2 separate regions of the Homo sapiens genome follow, and region 1 is linked to region 2. Evidence: chromatin loops called from intact Hi-C (ENCODE). Cell type or tissue: Caco-2. All regions are shown on one strand. Each heading gives the region's core, and the rest is flanking DNA. Links, peaks and the distances in the headings are about the cores only. Region 1 has its middle 30 kb from the start of USP1. Region 2 overlaps KANK4 (KN motif and ankyrin repeat domains 4).

What was found. Hi-C counts contacts between places; a loop is a spot of excess contacts. Peaks named below come from ENCODE experiments on the same cell type or tissue, not always from the same donor. Only the 100,000 strongest peaks of a DNase experiment are listed, where the experiment ranks them.
Region 1: a loop joins it to region 2, with 4 times the contacts of the local background. A loop is called at or near these places in 24 of 110 quality-filtered maps.

Annotation. Positions count from the first base shown.
Region 1 is chr1:62,402,738-62,411,067 of GRCh38, forward strand. No RefSeq gene overlaps it. Among named protein-coding and RNA genes, the nearest start is that of USP1, 30 kb to the right of the region's middle. In Caco-2, for the core only: CTCF peaks have their summits at 4,848 (motif pointing left) and 5,058; no DNase peak of the experiment used is centred there.
Region 2 is chr1:62,281,667-62,289,996 of GRCh38, forward strand. The region is part of intron 1 of KANK4 (KN motif and ankyrin repeat domains 4); the gene reads right to left. Among named protein-coding and RNA genes, the nearest start is that of KANK4, 34 kb to the right of the region's middle. In Caco-2, for the core only: no CTCF peak of the experiment used is centred there; DNase peaks (open chromatin) are centred at 4,645, 5,215 and 6,765; H3K4me3 peaks cover 1,066 bases.

The DNA of each region.
Region 1 (8,330 bases), core at 46-8,045, 120 kb after region 2:
ACTCTGAGTTGCATGGACTGCACATCCTGCTAATTTTTAAATTGCTTATAGAAATGGGGTCCTACTATGTTGCCCAAGCTGGTCTCGAATTCCCAGCCTCAAGCGATCCTCCTTCCTCTGCCTCCCAAAGAGCTGAGATTACAGGAATGAACCACCACCGTGCCTGACTTGTTTTACTTGATGAATGCTTGTTAAGAATAAAACCTGGCCATGCGCGGTGGCTCACACCTGTAATCCTAGCACTTTGGGAGGCCAAGGCGGGCGGATCACCTGAGGTCAGGAGTTCAAGACCAGCCTGGGCAACATAGTGAAACCCTGTCTCTACTAAAATACAAAAATTAGCTGGGCATGATGGCGGGTGCCTGTAATCCCAGCTACTTGGGAGGCTGAGACCAGAGAATCGCTTGAACCCAGGAGATAGTGGTTGCAGTGGGCTGAGATCGTGCCACTGGACTCCAGCCTGGATGGCTGAGCAAAACTCCGTCTCAAAAAAAAAAAACAATAAAATTTGCAAAAAGAAGCTCATAATTCTCATTCCAAGACTGTTTCAAATTCCAAATACATGGATCCGAAAATGTCAAGCTCTCTTAAATTTGGGTACTGTCTGTGAGACCAGTTAGTGAGGTTAGTCTTTCTGTTCCATCTGCCCCTCTCTCTGCCTCCCAGCTTAGCCTTGATTCCATCACATGGGCTGGAGTGGGAGCCTCAGAGGAGGCTGGACTTCCCTGGTGTGCTTGCAGCTAAAGTCATCACTTTGGTGAGCATGTTTCCTGAAGGAAGAATGACATACGAGTTCACCAATGACAATTTCTCTACATGGAGTCCTGTGGGCAGTCAAAAACACAGGCCCACCATGTAACTTCTAAAATAATGAATTGGTAATACTGGATGTCAGTGAAAGCAAACCACCCTGATGAGATGAATGCTGGCAGGCATGGAAAGGTCTAGCCATCCCTTCTCATCAGCGGACGGCTGGTCTCATCAGGACACAGCTCCCCCTCTTCTGGCCCTAAGGGAACCTGATCTCCCAGCAGATGAGGACTGTGAATCCGCTCCTGGATTTGGCAAAATTGAGGAGGTTTCTGTGGTGACCTGGGCAAAAGCCTGATTAGAGTAAGCTTAGGGAAGGATTGGAGGACAGAGAATTGGAGACAGTGAGAACTCACAGCTTTTTCAAGAATGATTAAAGAAATGAGACCAGACTGGGTGCGGTGGCTCACGCCTGTAATCCCAGCACTTTGGGAGGCCAAGGCCGGTGGATCACAAGGTCAGGAGTTCCAGACCAGCCTGGCCAACATGGTGAAACCCCGTCTCTACTAAAAATACAAAAATTAGCTGGGCATGGTGGCACACACCTGTAATCCCAGCTACTGGGAAGGCTGAGGCAGGAGAATCACTTGAACCCGGGAGGCAGAGGTTGCAGTGAGCTGAGATTACGCCACTGCACAACAGAGTGAGACTGTTTCAAAAAGAAAAGAAAAGAAAAGAAAAGAAAAGAAAAGAAATGAGACCATAATTGGCAGGCAGAGGGAGGTGGTGTGGGGGTGCTGGGACCAAATAAGATATAAGATGGAAGGAAAAATGGCACAACTGTATGCTTGGGAAGAGTAGAGAAGGAAGAACTGATGTCAGAAATGGATGGAAGGCCCCAGTGGAGTTGAAAGATGATTGAGCTGGGATACTAGAGAGAGAAAGCTGAAAAGAGACTGTGAGTGGCAAGTGGCAAGTGGGATGTTTGACATTGAGATCATAAAGAGCACAGAGGCCCAGCACGGTGGCTCACGCCTGTGCCATCCCAGCACTTTGGGAGGCCAAGGCAGGAGGATTACATGAGCCCAGGAATTCAAGACCAGCTTGGGCAACATTGTGAGACCCCCATCTCTACAAAATTAAAATTAAAATTAAAATTAAAAAAATAAAGAGCACAGACACTATCTTGAATCCACAGAAAAGTATCCTGCAGAGGGCTGACCTTACTGCCTGTGTGCAGGCTCCTTCTTGAATTATGCTGAGAAGGCTTCTAGTTCAGCGGAGGATCATGAGGATGAGGAGCATGCACTACGGATGACTGAGTAGTGAGGCTGAAATACCTAGGTCCCCAAGGGCTCTGAAACAGAGCCATTCTATTCACCCTGGGCTGCCTCTCACAGGACTTCCACCTGAGAGAAAAAGCTCCTCTCTCCCTTGGGTTCCTGTTATTCTGAGTCTCAGTTCTTTGCAGATGAACCCAATTCTAACTAATAGGAATAGTAATAGAAAAGAAGCCACTGTAACAAAATTGTACCAAATAAAATAGAATTTAGGGCTAAAAGTAATAAATAGAAAGTAGGACAGTATCTGATGATAAAAGGATTGATCAAAAAATCATAAATTTAAATGGACTTATTAATATAGCTTGTTATATGTTAGTAGACTATAAGAAATGATAGTTTAAGTGGACAAAAATAGTATTAAATAAGAAAGAGTGTACATATACAAAAATTACCATGTATTATGTCCTAAAGTTTATTCTTAGTTGCTGAAAAATGAATCTACTCAAGCTAATTTAAGCAGAGAAGAGCTAATAAGATATTAGGTAACTCCCCAGTTCTCCAGGTAGGGCTGACAGCCAGGTTTGTATATCAGGACCCACACATCTAGGAAAAATGCCTACTCACATCATGAGATTGTCCTAGCAGAAACATCACTGCCATCGCCTCCACCACTTGACACTCTGCACCTTTGACAGTAGGAACAAGATCCCAGTCAGTGCTCCCTGCAGGAGGCGGCAGCCTCATTCTGTCTAGTGCAGAATGGCTGCTTGATGGAAGCTAGTTAAGTAAAAGTCTTACCATGCTCAAAAAGCCACCAGCCCAGACAGTTTTTTTTTTGTTTTTTTTTTTGTTGTTGTTGTTTTTGAGATGGAGTCTTGCTCTGTCACCCAGGCTGGAGTGCATTGGTGTAGTCTCGGCTCACTGCAACCTCCGCTTCCTGGGTTCAAGCAATTTTCCTGCCTCAGCCTCCTGAGTAGCTGGGATTACAGGCACCCGCCACCACGCCCGGCTAATTTTTGTATTTTTAGTACTGACAGGGTTTCACCATGTTGGCCAGGCTGGTCTTGAACTCCTGACCTCATGATGCACAGGCCTCGGCCTCCCAAAGTGCTGGGATTACAGGCGTGAGCCACCACTCCCGGCTGCCCAGTTTTATATGCAAGCTCTGTTACACCTTCATAGAAGAAATAAGCCCTTATAGATGTTTTTCATAGAATAGAAAAAGAGGGAAAGCTGTCCAACTCACTTTATGAGACTAGTATAATGTTGATACTCCCCAAAATAAGAAGAGTACAAGAAAATACAATTGTAAGCCATGCTCTCTTATGAATGTAGATGCAAACCTTTTTTAAAAAAGTTAACAAATCAGAAAACCAAATGCCACATGTCCTCATAAGTGGGGGCTAAACATTGAGCACACATGGACATAAACATGGGAACAGACACTGCGGACTGCTCAAGTAGGGAAGGAGGGAGAGGGGCATGGGTTGAAAAACCACCTATTGGGTACTGTGCTGACTACCTGGGTGCAATATCCCCAAGTCACAAGCCTGCATCTGTACCTGCTATATCTAAAATAAAAGTCGAAATTTTTTTTAAGTCACAAATCAAATTTAGTACCATATTAGGAAAAAAACAAAAACAAAAAAACAACCTTCCTGGCCAAGTAGGGCCCTTGGGAACACCAGATAGAAAGAGGTAATGCAGCCTATGGTTAAGAGACAGGTCTGGAGCCAGTGTATTTGCCGCTGTCTAGCTGTATGGCCTGGGGCAATTTACCTAACCTCTCTGCACCTAGGTTTTCTCACCTGTAAAATGAATGTAACAATAGTTCTTACCTGATAGGATAGTTGTGTGAACTAAATGAGTAAATTAAGTCAAGAACATAGAAGAGAGACTTAATTAGTTGTCATTACCTCACCAAATGCAGTGGAGATAGAGGCCAATAAACAAGGATGCAACACAAGACTGACAGCAGCTGATGCTGGCCAAGGATGACAACAAACCAGAAACCTCCTCCTTCCCTTCATGCCACATGAGTCTATCAGAGCCCGGATGCTACCTTGGGGACCAACATGGAGCAGGATGGGTAGAAGCTGGAATTAACTGAGCATTGGCTGTGATTGAGATTTTCTGCTACGTTGTTCCTCTACTGAGAATCCCTACTGATTCTGAAATCTGATCTACGTCTGGAATCTCCTCCTGATCTGTGGGGTATTGCTATCAGATGCAAGAAGACTAGCTAAGGCCAGGCGCAGTGGCTCAAACCTGTAATCCCAGCACTTTGAGAGGCCGAGGCGGGTGGATCGCCTGAGGTCAGGAGTTCGAGATCAGCCTGGCCAACATGGTGAAACCCTGTCTCTACTAAAAATACAAAAATTAGCCAGGTGTGGTGGTGGGGAAACTGTTTTTAATAGAGTAATGGAGGTGAAAACCACGCTGAAGAGTAAATATTAACGAGGGGCTTGGTATCCCTTGTTTTATATAACTGTAGGTCTATCTAATTCCAAAGCCCATACTGCTCACTTTTCAACATCCTGCTAAATTGTCACTCTTCCCTCCTGCTTTTCTTTAACCAGTATATTGATTAAACCACACAAGCAAAGAAACGTGCCCAACTGCCTAGAGTACTAGCTAACAGAGTCTGGATAAATTACTAGCAATACTTATTGTTTAATACAATTCTGTTTTTTGTCCTTATAACAATTACACATTCTGACCTCCACATACATAATGAATGTGGAGAACCATCTTTTGGCCTCCCCAGGCCACTATCTTTTGGAAAACCAGCAAATTTAAAGACCAACCAACACTATGATGTGAGCGCCACCTACTGTTAAGAAACTTAAAAGCACATCTCAGATAGTCCTCATATCTTGAATTGGTTCAAAGTATTAAAGCACATGTTCCAGAGATACTTCAGTTGGATAAATCGTAGGTGATACTTACTTTCAGTTAACTAGTTAAAAGGTTAAAACTTTAAAGGTTCCCTTTAATTTTTTTTTTGAGACAGTCTCGCTCCATCCCCCAAGCTAGAGTGCAGTGGTGCGATCTCGGCTCACTGCAACCTCTGCCTCCCAGGTTCAAGCGATTCTCGTGCCTCAGCCTCCCCAGTAGCTGGGATTACAGGCGCCTGCCACCAGGCCTGAGTAATTTTTTGTATTTTTAATAGAAACAGGGTTTCGCCACGTTGGCCAGGATGATCTCGAACTCCTGACCTCAGGTGATCTGCCCGCCTTGGCCTCACAAAGTGCTGGAATTATAGGAGTGAGCCACCGTGCCGGCCAAGTTCCCTTTAATTTTTTTCTCTTTAACCTTTAGTTAATTAGTAAACTGGTCAATTATTTGTGCATGTTCTCTCTTTTAACTACAAAATTCTGTCTTTTAACTACTTAAGAAGTTTTAAGTTTTACAATTTAAGTTGTTTTATATGTAATGTTGAATGTTTTAAATAGTGGACATTTCTAAGACCTACTTGGTGGGCTTGCATTTGAAAACTTCAACCTGGCTGGGTACAGTGGCTTACACTTGTAATCCCAGCACTTTGGGAAGCCGAGGTGGGCAGATCACCTGAGGTCAGGAGTTCAAGACCAGCCTGGCCAACATGGCAAACCCCATCTCTACTAAAAATATAAAAATTAGCTGTGCATAGTTGCACATGCCTGTAATCCCAGCTGCTCCGGAGGCTGAGGCAGGAGAATCACTTGAACCCTGGAGGCAGAGGATGCAGTGAGCTAAGATCACGCCATTGCACTCCAGCCAGGCCCTAGATACTAGAAATCTAGGGTTTTAAAAAATTATCTCAATGTAGAGCAAACAATATAAAAATATAACAAAAGGCTAAGTGGTATAATGGAAGTCTCTGTGAAGAAAAATCAGAAAAGTTTGCTGTGGGCTTTTCTACAGAGGCAACTTTTGAACTACAGAATGTCAGAACAGGTAAGAATTTATTCATTTGTCCATTTATTTATTAAGTACCTACTATATTCACAAAGACAAATAATGCAGGATTCACTTTCTAAAAGAAGCCACAGCCTAACAGAGGAGGTAGATATATAAACAAATTATTTATTCCTCCCCATCCCTTTGTATAAAATCAGAATAAAATATGTTAATTAGGAATGGAAATATAAACATCAAGAGACTCAGATACGTACACAAAGGAGTCAACACTTGGTATAAAGTACTATAACAGGAGTAAGTCCTATGTGAAATGGTAACATAAAGATGACTTGATTAACCTCATTACTTGGTGAGTCCTACAGAAATATGAGTTCCTAAAGGGTGAAATTTGATCCTATTAATTTTGTAACTCCTGGACCAGCACTGGGGCTGGAACACAGTGGCCAGTCAAAGCTGGCTGAATTGTGCGCAGAGGAGGGAAAGGACGGACAAAGAAGGCTCATCAAGAAGATGATCAGCTAGGCGCAGTGTCTCACGCCTGTAATCCCAGCACTTTGGGAGGCCAAGGCAGGTGGATTGCATGAGCTTAGGAGTTCAAGACCAACCTGGCCATCATGGTGAAACCCTGTCTCTACTAAAAGTACAAAAAAATAGCCAGGTGTGGTAGTGCACGCCTGTGGTCTCAGTTACTCAGGAGGCGGAGGTGGGAGGATCCCTTGAGCCCCGGAAGTTGAGGCTTCTGTGAGCCGTGATTGCACCACTACACTCCAGCCTGGGCAACAAAGCCAAACCCTGTCTCAAATTCAACAACAACAACAACAACAACAAAACTAGGAATTTAAGTTAAGGAGTTTTCAAGGTTAACAAAAGGAGATGGGGGTGAGAAAAAAAGAGTACTCTGAGTAAAGGAATCAATATGGAAAAAAAAAACAGATTTGTTGAACAACATAGCTCACTGGGGAAAACGCAAATAACTCAGTATATTTGGAGTATAGGGTGGGAAGAGGGAAGTGACTAGATTGGAGAAATAGGGGCAAACTTACACCATGGAGGGGTTTGCATGCCGAACACGGGAGATAGGACATTAACTATACATAGATGGATGTCTTAGAAAGACAGCCCTCCTGGCAATGGAAAGGATGGATCAGAGTGAGAAAGAGACTAAATAGGAGGAACTTGACAGGAAGGTGTGAAAGTAGAGAGTGGAGACAAACTAAGGCCACAGAGAGAAAGGGACAGATTCAAAAGTTTTTTGTGATGTCCATTTTGTTGCTATGAAAGACTAGAGATCCTTAAATTCTTCTGCTGTATATCATCTAAAAATACTCAACAAAATACTAACACACACACACACACACACACACACACACACACACACACACACAGGCTCTGTCTGACTCTTAGATGATTAGAAGGAAAGGGAAACCTGAAGAAGTCCGGGATGAAATGGGAACATAAAAGCAGGGAGGGGAGTATGAATGAGGAAATTAACCCAAGAAGTTGATGGTGACACCATCAGATAACCTAGAAGCATACATGGACCAATGGCAGGTGCATCACTGCACAGAGGAACCTGGGAATAAAGCCTTGGGCCCACCCAGGGCAGAGAGCCAGCAGAGACCACCACAGGTAAAGCTAGGACTCAGGAACAGGAAAATACTGTTCCTGGGAACCTGGGGAAAATAATCTTCCCCACAAATGTAGAGAACAGGGAAAATGGTTTGTTTTGCCCTTGGCTTGAAGAGAAAGTTTTAAAAGTTCCCTGAGAATTTTAGTGATTGACCAACTCTCACACAGGTTTTGGGCCTGAATCTACATGAGTGTCTTAAAAACTGCAATATACCTCGCCGTGATACACACACATCATAAATCACTATTTAAAATGGACCAGGTCTGGAGTGCCTCAAGGCATAAGTGAGAAATTGAAGAAATCCTCCTTGGGAAAAATATGGGATTTTTTTTTCTATGGCTGCTATAAAAAAATGCCAAAAATATAGTGACTTAAAACAACACACATTTATTACCTTACAGTTCCACGGGTCAGAAGTCCAATGTGAACCTCAATAGGCTAAGATGAAAGTGTAAGCAAGGGGCACAGTGGTGCACACCTGTCATCCTAGCTACTCAGGAGGCTGAGGTGGGAGGATCACTGGAGCCAGGGAGTTTGAAACCAGGCCAGGCAACATAGCAACCAGCAGGGCTGCATTCCTCTATGGAGGGTCTAAGGGAGAACCCATCTTGTCGGTAGAGGCTGACCACATTTCCTGGCTCACAGCCCCCTTTCTCCATTTTCAAAGACAGCAACTTTACACCTGTCTGACTCTTATTCTCCAGTCACATCACCTTCTCTTGGTATAGCTAGAAAAAAATCCTCCGTTTTTGTAGGCTGATTTG
Region 2 (8,330 bases), core at 303-8,302:
CTCATTAGCGTTTGAATAAGTATTGGGGAAACACAGCACTAAACAAAGTAACATCCATCCCTGCCTTTCTCCCAGGGTGCCCATGAGCTCACAGCCCTCCAAGGAGGAAGATTAAAAACCTGTACACATTTCTAGAGCCCAATTCTGGGTGTTTCTTCATGGAATATTAGCAATAGTTGACATGAAAAGAAGTGGAAGTATTTGGTCCAGCGGTCTTGCTTGGCAGATGAGGAAACTGAGGCTGAGGAGTTAATTGCTCTAAGGTGTCTCAGACTATTCGTGAAGGTGCTAGTATCAGACCCAGGCTTCTGATACCAGCACAGGGCTCTTGCCATAATCTCAAGAGTTGAAATCTACCTATCCCCATCCTGGGAAGGGACTTATAATCCACTTTGCGAAAAAGCTGGAATCAGAGTACCTATAAATGATGTGTGACATGTCAATCAAACAGAAGACAGAGATGACATAATTGCAAGTACTGACAGGGAGCTGCTACTTAGAGGTAATTTCTAACCATGGGCAGAACAAGGGGAAGTTCAACCTGGGTGGCCCGAAGACATGGGTAACTATTCAAGCAGAATATTGCCCTGGCTCTGAATTAGTGTGCCTTGAGGTTTGACCATAAATTCTCCCCAAAGTTTTAATCCATTTCCAGGACTCTTTCTTCAAATGGTAAACATCCTAGCTCCTGCCCCCATTACAATGAATCACCCAGGAAATTGGCTTTTTATGATTGTAACTCCACATACATCAGAATAATGAATTATCTGTGACACCGCAGCAGTGGAAGCAGGGTTGTTTTAGGAATTCCAATGTGCTTGACAATGAACTCCAGACCAGGAAAGTGAACCAGTGATGAGGGAAGGACTGGGAGAAACTGAGAGTGAAAGAAAAGGATGATGGGTGGCCCCCAGAAACCAAGGATGGAAAAAAGGGGACAAACAAGTAACTGGAGAAGAGGGCTGGAAAAGATGAGGCCTGTCAAATAAGAGAGAAATGCCAAAGTTTGCCACCAGAAAGTTTAGCATCACTTCTTCCTGCGAGTGCTGCTTCTGCCTCATCTCCTCCAGCCCGTTTGCCAAGCAGCTGCCAGACAGGCCTTGCCCTATCCAGGTGGATGGAGCCCCAAAGGGCAGGCATGTTTTCTAGAAGCAGAGACAATCCTTGCAGAAGGATTGGCACACTGAGTACCTTGCTTACCTCTGAGGCAGCAGGCAGTGCACCAGCACATCCTGGTTTGTTGAAAACAAAGAGCTAGAGAAGTTAGAGACAAGGGAGCTGAGAGTGTAGGTGGTCTTGCAGAGGCTGAGAGTGGCCGCCAAGGAGGCAGACGGTGGAGAGGTGTGGAAGGTTCTAACCTGGGGTGAGGCAGGCTTGCCCTTGTTATAAAGAGAAGGCTCCCAGGCAGAGAACACCGCTGCCTCTCTCACCACCCCAGCTCTGCAGTCTGCAGCAGGCGATGCTGGCATGCAGGAGGCAGTGGCAGGTGAAGCCTGCAGAAGAAAAGAGTGAGGTGGCAAACCCTAAGCTTGACCCTTCATCTCCACCATCGCAGCCTCTCCTGCTCCTGCTCCCCTCTCCCTCCCACCCCTGTAACATTACTAAGCAACGGGCAGAGCTGGGAGTACTTGACATTCATGAATTATCTCATGCAATCTTTACACCATCACCCAAAGAGGATTATTATTATTCCTATTTTTAAGGGAGGGAGACTGAGGCTGAGAGAGTTGACAGGGCTGATCCATGTCACATAACAAGCAAGTGTTGTAGCAGGATGTGCCCTCAAGTCTAGCCGACTCCAAGCCTGGGTTGGGAACAAAAGTGATTTGTAAGCCTTTGTCCACCCTGTAAGTCAGCCGGGTTCCCTGACACTATGACTGATCTTTAATTCCCCCTGTGAGGGGAAATGCTTCTGACTGGTGCTTCTCTGCCTCTCCCACAGTAAACACAAAAAGCCTCTGGGCTTAGAGGAGAACTGCTCTCTTGTAAAGCCTCCTGAGCCAAAGGAGAGCTCTGCTTCTCCAAGGCTGGAGAAGCTCCTACTGCAGAGGAGGGGGCCACTTGGGTACAGCTGGACTTTTGGCTTCACAAACTCTCATCATCAGCCTAGGGACTTTTCAATCACACGCCTAGCCTTTGGTTAGAATTAGGAATTCAGCCCATCGTATATCAGATCATATGATTTTAAAGAATTATTCAGCACACATTAGGTCAAATTTCATTAAAAAGAACTCTGTAGAGACCTCGAAGATTTCTCTTAGACTTGGATTTCTCTTAGACTTGGATTTCAGTAAAATTAATCATTTCAAGGCTACAGAAATTAAGTGGAGCTGACACCCAACTCTCAAAGGAGGGGTTTCTCGGCAACTTTTTACTCTAAAGGGCTCATAATACAGGAAGGAAGGAAGGAGGGATCTGTCGTGTGCACAAGTCACCACTTCCAGCCCCGACTCCCACCCCCAGCCTTCCGCACTTTCCTCCATGGTCCTAGCAACAGACATCGTGGAGCTTAGCTAAGGGAGTTTCCTTCCAGTGGGCAATGCTCAGTGTGGTTAGGTTAGGTAAAAATAACTGCCACATCAACATATGCATGCTACCTTGTTTGCAATAAAACAGAATATGAAAATAGCTTTATGGGACACAGTTCCCCTTTAAAATGGAATTTTGCAACTCTCTGGAGCATTTAAAGCTTTGACATAAAGCCATTTCTTTTGATCTCAGCTCACTGCAATCTCCGCCTCCTGGGTTCAAGCCATTCTCCTGCCTCAGCCTCCCGAGTAGCTGGGATTACGGTCGCGCGCGCTACCATGCCCAGCTAATTTTTGTATTTTTAGTAGAGATGGGGTTTCACTATGTTGGCCAGGCTGGCCTTGAACTCCTGACTTCAGGTGATCCGCCCACCTTGGCCTCCCAAAGTGCTGGGATTACAGGGGTGAGCCACGGCACCTGATCATAAAGCCATTTCTTACCCATTCTGTTAAGTTGTATCCCCACTGTTCAGAACCTTTAAATACCTGGTGTTATTACGTTACTTTTCATTTGTTTTTGTCCTATGCCAGGATCAAGGATCCAGAGTTAGGGCCCAACCTCTCTCCATAGCTCATCATATTCTAGATGTTTTGGGCATACATAGCTTGCTTTCTCTCTAGCTCTTCTCCCCTACTAATCTGTAAGCTTGTGAAGGTCAGAATTATTGCAAGTCTTATTCCCATGTCACCCCCAACTCCTCATGTCTAACTCACGGCAGACACTCAGTCCATGGTTCTTAGATGAACAAAATAAAAGGAACAAAATTGTCTGTCTTCAAAGGGAACCCATGGAAAGAAACTAACAAGAGCTAAGCACTTACACTGGGAATCAGCTACTGGGTATACTTTCTCATTTCATCCTCATACAAGCAATCCTAGGAAACAGGAACATGTCCAAGTTACAAACGAGGAAACTAAGGCACAAAGAGTCCATGTGGCTAATCCAAAGTTCTCCAGTTAATTAGGAGCAGGATAGCTTGTGTGACTCCATCATTCCACAGTGCCTTTCCAAGCCTATGGGGCGGTAAGGAGGTGAGGACCAAGGCTGACCATTCAAAAATCCAGCAAAGAAGTGGTCACTTGGCAGACAGCGATGATAGTCCACGTGCAGCTACCAGGCCAGACTGGAAACCATTCCAGCTGGGTCCACCCTCAGTGCCCAGGAACATGGGTTTCCCCAGGTAAGCCCAACTCCTGCAGCATTTATCCGCACCCTCTCCTCTCCACACTTACGCCTTTTATGATGCCATTTTCAAGCTCATTTCTAACCTCAAATCCAAATATAAAGAGACCTTCCCTTACTTAGTCTTGAAACAAACCTGGTTCTGTACTTTTGTTCTCTTCAAACCTCTTTTTATTCTGCAATAATAAAAATGTGGTATTTCATCCCAGAGCAGGCTGCATGCCAAAATAAATAGCACCTTGGATTTCCTTGAAAAGACAGCTTGGCTCAAGTCTCAGCCTCATTGCCACGAGAATTCTTGGAGAATTCAACCTTACAAAGTCAAGTATTTAGCAAGGTAGTTCACCAAACAACAACCCTGCCAATCCCTGCATGATCCCTTGCAAAGACAAAGCACTCTTTCCATAAGAAAAAAAAAAAAATCACCTGTACCTTGGACTGATCATGCCAAGATGATGAGAGCTTCCTCTTTCCCCATCCCAGGACCCCAGCCTTTCAAGTGCAAATATTCCCTGTGCCAAGAAGCAGGAGGCATCTGACCGCTGCTTCTAAACATTGAGAGGGCCGAAGCCGGGACACCAGAGGAGGTGAGAAGCACTGAGAAAGATTCTGCCAACTGAGTTCTCCAGCGGGCTCACCTCCTGCCGACCTGGCAAACAGAGATGAGTCCTGCTCAATAAATGACACATTAACACAATCTCATTAACTCCATTCCCACGTTTTTTGCAAGTGTGTGTCATTTTCGCCTGCATTGCAGCAGCTGAATCTGGAGCTTCACGAAGAAGAGAAAACAGTCGGGAGGAACGCTGTGCCCACATTACCTTCCCTTGCATCCTCCTGCTGCATAGCCCACAGCAGGGAGGACTCGTCTCCTTCCCAGAAAGCCAGGTTTCGGCTGCAGGGCCGGAGCTGATAGCTCGTGCCTTCAGCACAGCTGTGTCTGTTTCGCAGCTGTTAAAGGACTTGGTCAGGTAATCCCTGACCTTGCTGGAAAAGCAAATACTGACTTCCTTTTTGCTCCCGGGAATAGGTGAGTGGGGTCAGAAACGAATTCACTGCTCAATAAACTAAGACTGGATCTTGCAGAAAGAGGAAGAACGCTCAAATCCTTAACTAGAAAGTTAGTTCCCAGAGCTGCCATCGCTTCCGAGGAACACATCTAGAGACATCCAAACAACACACAATCTTCCTTCTTGACTCCTCCGAATCTGGCAGCTCATCTGAGCAGCTATAATTAATTATGAGCTTCTTCCTCCCTGCAGCTGATGTGGCTCATTAATGAATTTGTTCCTAATGAGGACGTAGCCTCCTTAGAGTTGAAACCCTTCAGTAGTGCATCACTTTCTTCCTGGCTCCGCTTTAGAAACATCCTTCCCTACCCCCTCCTGGGGCCCCAGGACCACATGAAGCCTCTGATCATTAAACAAACGGAAATCTGTCGGGGCAGAGCCGAGACAGGAACAATGACCAGTAAATTCCTGGGGCTGGACTGGCAGCTCCTTATTCCTGCTGCTCTACCAATCTGCTGCCCTAGAGCACCAAAACACACCCAGTTCTGGCAGGAATGAAAAAGCAAGGAAGTACCTGCTGTGACGACCAAATTACTGTTCAGTGGATCCACTTCCAGGCAGGGTTTCTAACTGCAGCGCAGACCAGAGACTCCGAGAGGCGGGGTGCAGGAGCCAGGGAGCAGGCAGCTGCCAGAGGAGCAAGGTTTCAGAGTGTCCCGGGCAAGCACAGTGGAGGGTCTTCCTACAGCCCAAAGCTGCTGCAGTTCTTAGGAGCAGAGACAGGTGTGAGGTGCAGGCACCAGACTCTACACTCTCCAAACCCTGTGCTGCTCCCGGACCTGAAAGGAGCGGGGATGGTCCAGGAGGGGCCAGGAAAGCGTCTGGGTTCCTTTATGCAGACTCAGTAAAAGGATTAGAGGGACCTTGTTCCTTCGCCTCCTGGTGCTCTAACCAAGTGAGGCTGTGCTGGGAAATGAAGCCTCACAGTAAGACACATCACATGTAGCCCTGACCTTCACTGATACTGACTGTCTGGATGTGCCTTCCAAGACCAGAGCAGGTTCCTGTCTAACCCATGCTGAAATTGATGCTGGCAAGGAGTGTCACCCTGAAACGCTGCCTGCATCGAGCCTGGTACACTTGCAAAGCACTTTCCGTCCTGTGTCTCATTTATCCTTGCATCAATGCTTGAAGCAGCCAGACCAGGGATGAATCTCCCCATTGTAAAGGTGAAGAAAATGAGAGACAGTCTAAGTGGTTTCTCTTGGGTCATCCAAGAGCAGAGTGTCCTGGGGTAAAGTTCTCTGTTCTTCCCATTGCCCTAGATCAAGTTCCTTACTTTTCTTGGAAGATTCTAGAGACTCTTGCTCAAGATGGAGGTTAGGAGACTTTGCAAAGTACACAGGATGACGTGGTGGTAGGCAAGTCTATGGAATACCAACATCACTTTTCTCAACTGGTAAAAGTATTTTTCCAGTTAGCTGAGTACGCAGACCAATCATCAGAATAAAAAAAGAATCCAAAGTATACCTTGAACTCTAAGGGTATAGAAAAAATATACTGCGGAGCAAACTGCTTCTCTGATACACTTCAAATGATCATTGACTATCCTTTCTAAACTGGCTAGAGAACAGCTGGAGGCACGCAGCATTTCTCTAAGATGCAGATGGAAGAAAAGCCCTCCATGTTACCAGCATCCCCAACCCCTATGCCTTACTCAGACGTATGTTTAAGACCAGCAGCCAGCTTCATGCTCCTACCAAGCCACACAGACCATCTCCTGAACCAAACATGTTTATCCACAAGAACTTTCCTGACAAGAATCACGGGACTGGAGGGAGGTTTGGCTCCTTTTGCAATTTAGAAATGCTCAACTTCTATGGCCCAGGTCCCTTCTGCCCCATGATGGAAAAAAAGGTGAACTGTCCAAGTCCAGCAAGATGGGGGCTAGGCCAGAGGGGAAAAGAGGTTCAGCTATCTGAAGAATGCACCTTTTATCTAAGCAATCCCTTAGGCTTTTGCACTTTACTCAGAAAGGTCAGCGCTTTGGTAGGCTGTATGGCTGCACAGGGCTGAGAAGGGCACGCTTGTTAGGTATTCACACACTCAAATAGAGCCTCTCTGAGCAGACTGGTCACAGACACAGTCATTCCCACAGAATGCAACTTAAATAGGCAGAGAAAGAAATTATGCATGTGAGACCTGTGGGTGCAGCCATCCAGGAGGGAAATCAGCTATTCTAAAGATTGACTCTACAAAGCAGATGTAATTTTCTGAGGGAAGAAGCTGGGCCAGTTGTAGGGAGAGAGGAGGCTGCATTAACCAATGAAAAATGCTCCTTGGAGGGAAAAAAGGCATTAGACTTGCAAGGAAAAAGACCCCCACTCCACATCTCTTTTTTCATTTGGATGCTTCCAAAATGTTCTTGGTCCGTGACTTAAACATACCGTAAAATCAAACTGCCAATTGCCAAATGAGGAAGTGGTATGAGCAGGCAATTCATCAAAGAAGAAATACAAATGGTTAATATTTGAGAAATGTATAACCTCACAAATTAATAAAAAAGATGTCAGATAAATCCTGACATGCCATACCCTACAATGAGCCGGGTACTCTGGTCCAATCCAAACAGCATCCTATTCCCAAAAAAACTCTGCCAAGCTTGTCCAACTCGCCTTATTTTGTTGTTGTTCTGTTTTGTTTTGTTTTAGGCTTTTAGTGCCTGAAGACATAGGTTTTAGTTTCTGTCTCTAGTGATAAGTGGAAAAGACGGATGAGGAAAGGTCTTTACTGGCCTAACCAGAAACAGAAATTAAGAACCCGTGAGTGCATTCTCTCCCTTGGACACCCCTGCGTACTGTTACTTCTATTGTCCAAAGTCAAAGCAGAGGCCTAAAGCACTTGCCCAGGTATCGAGACCATCAGAGCCAAGATTTGAATCCATGTTTTTCTGATGCTAATATGCTGCTCTTAACCATGGTACAGCAGACTCTCTTATGAGTTAGAAAAATGTTTTTTTCAAAGAGCCTCAGTGTTGATGAGGAGGGGACTCACCCTCCCCAGAAGATTGCAGCAGAGTGGGGGCAGCTGCGGCCAAGAGAGGAACTTCAGGCCGTGGCAATACCTCTGAGCACACCACGACTGTCTCCCAGTACACTGCCTGCGTGTCCAATGGCACTGTCCAGTTTGTGCATGTGCATAGGGGAATTCAAAATCAAATACAGCAAAATACAATGGTGAAGACAGAAGAAGACAAAAAAAGGTCATAGTCACATGTGATTTCTTTCCTTGGTGGTCTAGGAATCATAACTATTATGATGTATTCTTGGAAAATAAAAAATAAATTATTTGGGGGGAAAGAGATGGGAAGTCAACATAATTCTGCCACCTGGCTACAGCAATTTTCATGATCACCTATTTTGTATATTTAACATAATTGAAGGGCAAGTTCTATAGTGGACTTGTAGCCTGGGCTCCAAGTCAAGTACTAGCTGAAATGCCAGCTTTGCCAATGACTGACTGTATAATCTTGCTCACATTACTGAACTTCCCTGTGCCTCAGTTGCTTTGCTTGTGAAATAAGACTAGCAGTATTTCCTATAAGTCACG